3 separate regions of the Homo sapiens genome follow, and all the other regions are linked to region 1. A link is a contact called in ENCODE Hi-C data. All regions are on one chromosome and are shown on one strand. Each heading gives the region's core, a stretch centred on a gene start or an enhancer-like site at or near the end of the contact. The rest is flanking DNA. Distances are from core to core; before and after follow the strand shown.

Evidence for each region. Hi-C counts contacts between places; a loop is a spot of excess contacts on that map. Pooled maps may share reads with other maps.
Region 2: a loop to region 1 is called in a map of heart left ventricle, with 2.9 times the contacts of the local background. The contact joins two enhancer-like sites. A Hi-C loop is called at or near these places in 7 of 168 maps with a recorded cell type or tissue (Calu3, HCT116, IMR-90 and 4 more), 1 of 37 single-sample maps with no recorded cell type and 15 of 50 pooled maps.
Region 3: a loop to region 1 is called in a map of heart right ventricle, with 3 times the contacts of the local background. The contact joins two enhancer-like sites. A Hi-C loop is called at or near these places in 3 of 168 maps with a recorded cell type or tissue (Right ventricle myocardium inferior, heart right ventricle and sigmoid colon) and 3 of 50 pooled maps.

What each region holds. Positions count from the first base shown.
Region 1 is chr2:19,676,750-19,679,428 of GRCh38, reverse strand. All of the region lies in intron 1 of LOC124905977, which reads left to right. Among named protein-coding and RNA genes, the nearest start is that of LINC00954, 190 kb to the left of the region's middle. Within about 2 kb of position 1,353, at least 3 of the 41 ENCODE cell types and tissues checked have a DNase peak (open chromatin) inside an H3K27ac peak, as active enhancers do; they include heart right ventricle, where a contact is called at or near this core.
Region 2 is chr2:18,741,192-18,743,870 of GRCh38, reverse strand. The region is part of intron 4 of LOC105373456 (a long non-coding RNA gene); the gene reads right to left. Among named protein-coding and RNA genes, the nearest start is that of NT5C1B-RDH14, 150 kb to the right of the region's middle. Within about 2 kb of position 1,369, at least 3 of the 41 ENCODE cell types and tissues checked have a DNase peak (open chromatin) inside an H3K27ac peak, as active enhancers do.
Region 3 is chr2:18,975,567-18,978,245 of GRCh38, reverse strand. The region is part of intron 5 of LOC105373456 (a long non-coding RNA gene); the gene reads right to left. Among named protein-coding and RNA genes, the nearest start is that of LINC01376, 50 kb to the left of the region's middle. Within about 2 kb of position 1,370, at least 6 of the 41 ENCODE cell types and tissues checked have a DNase peak (open chromatin) inside an H3K27ac peak, as active enhancers do; they include heart right ventricle, where a contact is called at or near this core.

The DNA.
Region 1 (2,679 bases), core at 104-2,603:
GCTGGGAGGGCTCATCTCTCTGGATGGGGATATTTTGACTCCCTGTGCCTGTCTCTTAGAATCTGGGTAGATTTTTGAGGCTGATTATTCCCACACATACTTTAAGGATGGATTAACTCTAATTGCCTGCTAAGAAATGGACTAACTGGTTGTATTCTGGAAAGGGGCTGGGCGTCCATTTTCAGAGAAAGAAAAAGGGAGGCCAGAAGTGTATTTTCCTTCTTGTTCTGTTTCCTGGATGGGACTTAGGACCACCAAGAGACAAATAAGCATAAAAGATGATGGATCTGAGGTGGGGGAGGAGAGGGCCATAGGGGGTGGCACCTTTCTGGGCACAGATGTGAGCAGGCCTCAGCTCTGTCATTAAGGACTTTTCCTGTGTGCATTAAATTCACTCCATGCAGAACTGTGCCCTGCCATTTACCCCTTTACCCCTCACTGGCTGCCACCTGTCTTCTAACCCCCACAGTACCTGGCCTGTGGCTGTGGTAAGTGTTCTGTGTTATTTGCCCTTGGCAGTAACTTTTCTGAGGCCTTTTCCTCCACATAATTCCCATGTGGAGCCATCTTGGTTAGTAAGCTGTTTGAAGCAATTTGTCATGTTGGAGTTTTAAACGAGAAAAGGAAGGCACAGGGATGCCTCTTTCCTCAAAGCCAATCACAAACAGTTTTTCTGAACATTTAAAAATATTAGATCTGGAGTTCAAAACTGAGTGTCACTTCAGCAGTCATTTATGACGCTCCATATCCTGCCCATCCGAGTTCAGCTTCAGCTACAGACTCTGGGCTTAGTTTCCAGAGGCCCCCGCAGGCTGCACCATGAGTGAGGACTGTCTGAACTCCATCTTGAGCCCGGAACAAGCCCAGAGTTTGCTCTCTGGCCTTAGGTTAGCTGGAGTGGGGGAACATGGAGGGAACACAGGTTAGCTGGGAGAGTGGGACAAGGTACACGAGGGCCGTGGAGGCCGGGCATGACGTTTAAATCTTACAGACCAGGGGAGTGACCAAAAGAGTCGTCTGTGTGTGAAGGAACTGAAATGATTGGAGCTGGCCTTGCTCGACTGTCACCTCTTCCGGGACAGCTCTTGACGGAAGCACTGACCTTAGCATGGGCTCCTGGGCAGCCTGCCACAGAGCCGTCATCTCTGGGCAGCAGCAAAGGACTGTCAGTTGGTTGGGAAGGTGGACTATGTCTCCCTTGGGCTGAGGTCATTATGAGAGCGTATGTGACCCTAGACACTGAAGCTACACAAGATTCAGCCACAAACCTCACTTGGGCCAAGGACTCCAGCGTCTTACCCAGGCCCTTGGTCCAGAATAATCGTTGCTGCCTAAAAGCAACAAGAACATTTTGTCTCATTGTTTTGCTTCAGTCTCCTTGGGCACAGGCATCTGGCAACAGACACTGAGCTTCCTTAGCCACAGGGCACAGTTCTGTAGACTCGAGGCTGGGGTTGAGGCTGCTCCACCAACGGCAGGAGTCCTGGGCTTCCCCAGAGTAAGCAGCAATCCTGCTCCTGGAGATGGCCTCAGAGCCGAGACCTGGCCGCCCTGGAGCTGCTTTCTGATGCACACTTTCCCTTCCTTGTGCCCTCCTTACTCGCCCCCATACCCCTCCCCGCCCCACACACAAGCCTCAGTTACTCACTACACCATTCACACACAAACACATCCGGCCTGATGCACATGCATGGTCACACACATACACCACAGTACACACCACACACTTTACCACCCATCCCTCCATAGCACGGGTCCTCCCACACACCATACCCACCACACCATACCCATGCTCCCACTTACACTGGGTCACTGCCTCTCAACTGCCAGCCAGCACACACCTCACAGGTAGGTTCCCCCAATGTCATACTCTCCACACGACTGCACACACCACTCCCTCGGGGTGCCAGGCAGTGACACACCTGTCATCAAGCTTTTGATGGGGGTCTCCACCCAAAGCCACATGCCCTCAGCACTGCTTGCTCAGCCTTCTGTTATAACCAGGGCAGCTGGGGATGGCCCTGCCAAAATTGTCAGGGGGTTGATGATGTGTCTACGTGAGAGAGAGAGAGAGAGAGAGAGAGAGAGGAGAAGGGCATGATTTGGAAAATACTTCCAGAATTTGAAAGCAAACTTATAATATTTCCTCAATTTGTGATCCATTTGTGGCCCTCATGTTGCTAAATATTGCATGATAGAGTAAACATTTGGCAAGACCTGCAGGTTTTATTTAGAAGATTGGGGAGAAAAAAGCTACTCAACAAGGAGTGAGCTGGTGTGTCCAGGAGAGATAAAAGGTATTGTGCATGGAAGATTTTAGTGGAAATGGGAAACCAGGGCCCTGAGCAGATCTGTCAGCCAGTTACAGGAAGGACTAAACCTTTTAGCTGGCTGGGGAGACCGGCTCTGTGTCCTGGTGCTTCCCCCAACTCACGTGTAGGTGGCGTCTTCCCACTGACTGTCCAGGGGCCAGGCAAACACTGGAGCATCTTCATCAGAGAGGCATTTGGGGGGCACGCCATAGATTACCTGAAGCTCTTCTCCGCCCCTCCAAGTGTGGCAGGTTTTTAAAATCCAACTGCGGGCTACCTCCCAGGATGGCTTCCTTGACCTCTGTTCTCACTCCTCAGAGCTCCATTAGCACCAACAGCCTGGAGCCTGGAACTTGACAATTCATCT
Region 2 (2,679 bases), core at 120-2,619, 940 kb after region 1:
TATATTTAGTATCTCTTTACTCAAGAGGGATGCTAGAAGTCCTCCTCATTTTATATAGCTTGAGTGAAACCAAATAATGTTAAATGTGCCTTAAAAATAGAAAAATAAACATATGCACACAAGCACCCACACAAAATATTCCTGTGTCTAAAATAAGCATTTATTATGTTTTATTTTAGGAACACCTGGGGTTTAGGCATCTAAGTAAATAAAAATAAATATGAGCTCAAATGAAAAGAACACAAGGTTTGAAGTCAGAAAAAGGGGGTCAGAATCCAATTCTGCTAATTTGATGTACATGGGTTTGAACATTACAATTCACTCCTTTGAAATATGAACATGATATAATCTTCCGTGCTTACTCCACAGAATTGTTGTGAGACACAAATGAAATAATACAATCAATATCATTTAAAATTAGCACATCCAAGGGAGAAAACAGGCTTCTCTCTCTCAGCAAAAGCAAATATTCCACTTAAGCAAACAGATAAATTTTCTTCACAGTACAATTTTGCATTTTCTCAAGACCGCTGTGTTGCTAATTGTTCATGTCAGACCAAAAAATACTTGTAATGCATCTCTCCATCGATGTACTTACATTCCAGCTAAATGCTACAGTTTGTGCTATCTTCAATTCTTCACCCCAGTCACAGGTGGGGAGTTCTCGCTTCTCATCAGGTGCTGTCTACACTCCCCACCCTGCTCCTTCTCTCCTGCCTATATGGGTTTTCATCAACCAGTGCAGGAAATCAGATGAGATTGCCCTTGCGGTGGACAGAAAGCTGGGGGCATTGGAGGGCCTCATGCAGGTTAGGAGAGATGTGAAGGAAATGCTGCAGTGTTGGGAGAATGGACGTTGATAGCACTGTAGGTGGGAAAGCTGGTCTGGATAATGTCCACAATATATTCCTGCTCCTGACATTGCTGGACGTATTCCTGTGTCACTTGGTGGGAAACTATTTTGTAGGCTCACCCTTCATTCAGCAAACCATGTTTTTGCAGCCCTTTGAACTGCAGTTGCTGGCTCCAGGATTCTGCCAGCACCGAGGACCTCAGTAGCTGCTTTTCCACCATCGCGGAGCTCCCAGTTAAGTCGCACTCCAGGCTCTCATGGCATAAATTAGGAACAGAAAAACCATGTTTTAACTCATGGCTCTGAAAAGCAATCAGTAGAGCCATGAGGCCTGCTTTGGCAAAGGTTCTCTCTCAGTGAGGGAAATAGGACAGCCCAGCCAATCAGTCTGCCGCTCATTTTCCAGCCCATGGAAGCGGAGCCACCAGTGGGCACTAGGCTGCCTGTTTTCAGTGGCTCTGCTCCCAAGCCTGTGGCAGCATCCTTGTTGTGATTTTGGCAAGCTCAGAAGAGTAGTGGGAGATGGCCGTTGCTAGTGTTCTCTAATTGGGAGGCTAACTGCTTGCCTTCCAGATTTACTGTTCCCAAGGTCTGAAGGACATGCAGCTTAGGTCCTGGCGAGTCGTGGATGGCTTTGTGTTACTGTTTGGAAACTTTTTATTATGTTCTGATGTAAGTGGTATGGGGGAGTCACTCCTTGAGATAACTCATCCTCTAAGTTTCAAAGGTGACACTGAACTTTCCCATTCTCTCCTATGTATGCACTGCCCATCAGTCATACAAATGCAACACCGACATCGGCAGGGGGGTGGGGCAGTGGCAGTACCACCAGTTTCCTCCGCCTCCTGCTCTTAAGCTTTGCTCTGAGCTGCACACAAATCCACAGCTCCGTTTTCCTTTCTTGGCCCTGGGCCCCTTCTCTCCGGCACTCTGTTTCAAAACATCACAAGCCACACAGGTGGTTTTTGTTGCACCACAGCTCGTATTCTTGACAGATCCTACATCTGCACATTAATACTCCTTGATGCCTCCAGCCTGAAACTTTCCCAGACACACTGGCCTAAGAGCCTCAGAAGCAATACATGAGGGGAACTAACGACATAGGAATTCCTTACTAGGTCTGAGGGTTGGGGGGTCGTGGTGTTTTAAACAAGAGAAGCTTCATGGTCATTTGGCTCAGAACTTCAAGGCATTTGACTATGTTAGTAGAAAATCACCCTCCTTTCAGAGCAATGAGTGCTTCAGGCAGGGCCCTGGGGCACCTCCAAGTTACTGTAATCATGAGGTATCACCATTGCCACAATTTCAATCACACAGTTAATGTTTTTTGAGTGAATATATGAATAAACAATAATAATAATTGTTAACATTTATTGGGTCCTTTCTATTTGTAAGGCACTGGTCTAAATTCAATAACATCTCTAATGCTCAAAACTTCCACATAAGGTAGGTACTAATTTACACACTTTACAGATAAGAAAACTGACTAACCAAATAAACAAATAATCTGACCTAAACCACACAGTTGGTTTAATGACAGAGCAAGGAACAGAATCTAGATTATGGGTTCCCAAGCCCAGGCTAGCTAACTCCATTTAATCATGCTGAACTCTTTAAAAAAGGGAGGGGTGGTGTGACAAACAGAACCAGGGTCTTGAAAATAAACTGCCCAAAACTTGATTTCCATACTGGAGTCTGTCTTCTAAGCCATTAGAACATTTCACTGGGTGGAAGAAACACTTTTCCCATTTTACTAGCATGCAGCAACAAAGAACAGGAAGAAAAGAATGTGGGTTGGAATGAGAGAAGAAAAGCTTCCCAGATTT
Region 3 (2,679 bases), core at 121-2,620, 700 kb after region 1:
GACTTATTCTGGCAAGAGTAGACTGGCATTGAATCAATAAATATGTATATAGGTAGCTTTGAACCACAAATGATCTTACGTAAATTAATAAGGCAATTGAGACTGTGTAGACCTGTTTTGAAAAATAATTCATAAGACCAAAATGGAAAATAATTGTAAAATATTTACTTCTGGCCACTACATTAGGGTTATATGTAATCAGGTCACTTCCCGGGGCCTAATGAACTATTAGCAGTGACACCAGAATTTGGATATAAAAGTTTTTACATAAGCAATTTGAAGAATGAATTCATTCGTTTTTCCAATGTCACTGAAAAGATATATATTTGCTCGTCTTTTATTTCTTATTTTTTTGCTTGAGTTGTTTTAATTCTTTTACTTGAGTGTCCTGAGAAGTTTTATGTATGCCAAATTCTGAGGCAGTGACATTAAAGAGAGGTTTAAACCTTATTCTAAGGACAGTGGCCTTTAAAATATGATTTGAAAGAGAAAAGAAAGGAACCAATGAAATGATCTAATATTAATACCCCATTAATAATGTAGTATTTAGGACAAGTAAGTAAAGCCAAATGTTAACCGAAATGTCTCCCAGTTGGGTCAGAGTCTGAACATCCCCCTGCAGTGTAAACACTCCAGCCTTGTGCCCAGGAATTACAATGTGGGCCAAGGACTAACTCACAGCTTTCGGTGCCCAATCAGCATGCAGTTAAAACAACTAAAATAACATGACATAAAGACACAAGACACGTTGAAAAACAAACTCTTACACACACATGACAAAGAAAAATACTTGATATTAAACAGCCCCAAATTATCTTCTATTAACAGCTCAATTCTATTGGTAGCCCACCACACTGATGGCTTGAAATCTTCCAGCACTCATTTAAGAGTCTCAGGGAGTCTGATTTACTTCTCAATGGCCCATTCATCCTTTGAACGTTTACTCTGTAGCCTGTGCAGTTATAACCTAAGCTGGATTTCATACATGAAAACTGACCTCCAGCACCCAATATTTTTGCCAAGTCTCAGTGAAGGCTCTTGGAATAATTTAGAGTTTGCCATAATGACAAGTTTAAGATTCAATTAATAAGTGTAGTAATTTATTTTTACTATGTTTGTAAAATGGCTTTAGCCCAACTAATTTCACTCCCCTTCACAGCCAAAAGGCCTAAGATAGCAACGATGATCCTCGCAGCAACACACAACAGGGCAGTTCGCTCTTGGTTGTTTAATGCCACGTCAAACACAAAGATTTCTACAGGACTCAGATGGAGACATTTCTCTCTTGCCTTAGTTTGGGCAAAAAATTGATGTCCTTCAGATAGCTGTAATGGATGGTGAGGACGGCAGAGAGTAATCAGGCCCAGCCCGAGGCAAATGCCAAAAGTTTCCCAGAAGGATAAATCTTGTTTCCTGCCTTACTTCACAGAATTAAGCCTTAAACAAGTCATGTTCTGTGGCTTGGATGCTGTGTTTATATCAGCTTTGGCTCCCTGGCTTGTGGTTGGGAACATTGTATTGGTCTGTAACTCAGGAAGGTTTTCCTGAAGCAAGAAATCACTATGTCGGTATCTTTATCTCCCATTCCATTTTATTTGTTCTATTAATACTGGCAAACGAGCTCTGAATGGTAAGTGGATTCATAGGAGACAGTGACATTGACCAGGTGCAGCTCGCAAAGCCAATGATTTAGCGCTCTGTTTCGGTAACCGTCTTTCCCAGGAGTTGTATGAAAGATGCCTCTTCATAAAGGATTTCGTTTTGGAAAATAATAACAGCACCTCATCTGTGCATGGCTCATTCTCGGTAGGTTCAGGAAAAAATCTTTTCTGTGGAGTTCAGGGTAGGCTGAGACCTTGTGGTCTCTCAGTGTCTTAAATGAAACCAAATCCTCTGGGGAGTGCATTCATTTATGGTTAGTAACAGGCGACTTCCTGTTTCGAAGCAAAATGGGCTTGAAGAGGCTTATAAAAAAGACTCAAAAGGTTTCTTGGACATCAAATGACTCTAGTAAAACATTTCGATGAGTTAAGTGTAAATGTACCAGCAGCATACGGATTAAATTCCCTTCTAAATAAACATTAACAGAGAACATGTTTGGCAAAATGCATTTTGAGTTTTGCAAAACTGAAAACATTTGAAAAAGGAGTGTGAGATATTTGATGAACTCAGAAAGCAGCCGGATTGCCCATCCCATACTTGAATATTGTCTTTGGATGTTCTGCAGATGTCAAATAAATTAGGATGCAGATATTAAGACCAATGTCTGCTGCAGAAATGATCAGCTGCCTGTCAGTTAGGATGGCGTTTTTGTGTATACCCTGTTCGTGTATGTGTGGCTGAACAGAGCCGTGGGGGACCTGTAACCCTTTCCTCACCTACAGGCATCCTCCCTTTCCTGGATTCAGTCCTGTAAGACCTTTTATTATTCACAGCTCTTCCATCTGTTTTGCTGCCTGTGAGATATTTTGGCTTCCAAAGAGGATTCCTGCTTTGCTATATATTTACAATGAAACTTTGGTGTCACCAGGCAGATGACAGCCTTGGCGTTGCTTGGGCCAAGGCCTTTTATCCAGAAGCCACTGTCCTCGTCAAGACTCTTATTATCTCTCACTATCTCTTTTTTCTGACATGCTCCCGAAACAAAATTTATGAATCCTTTGAGATGGTGGAAGTAAC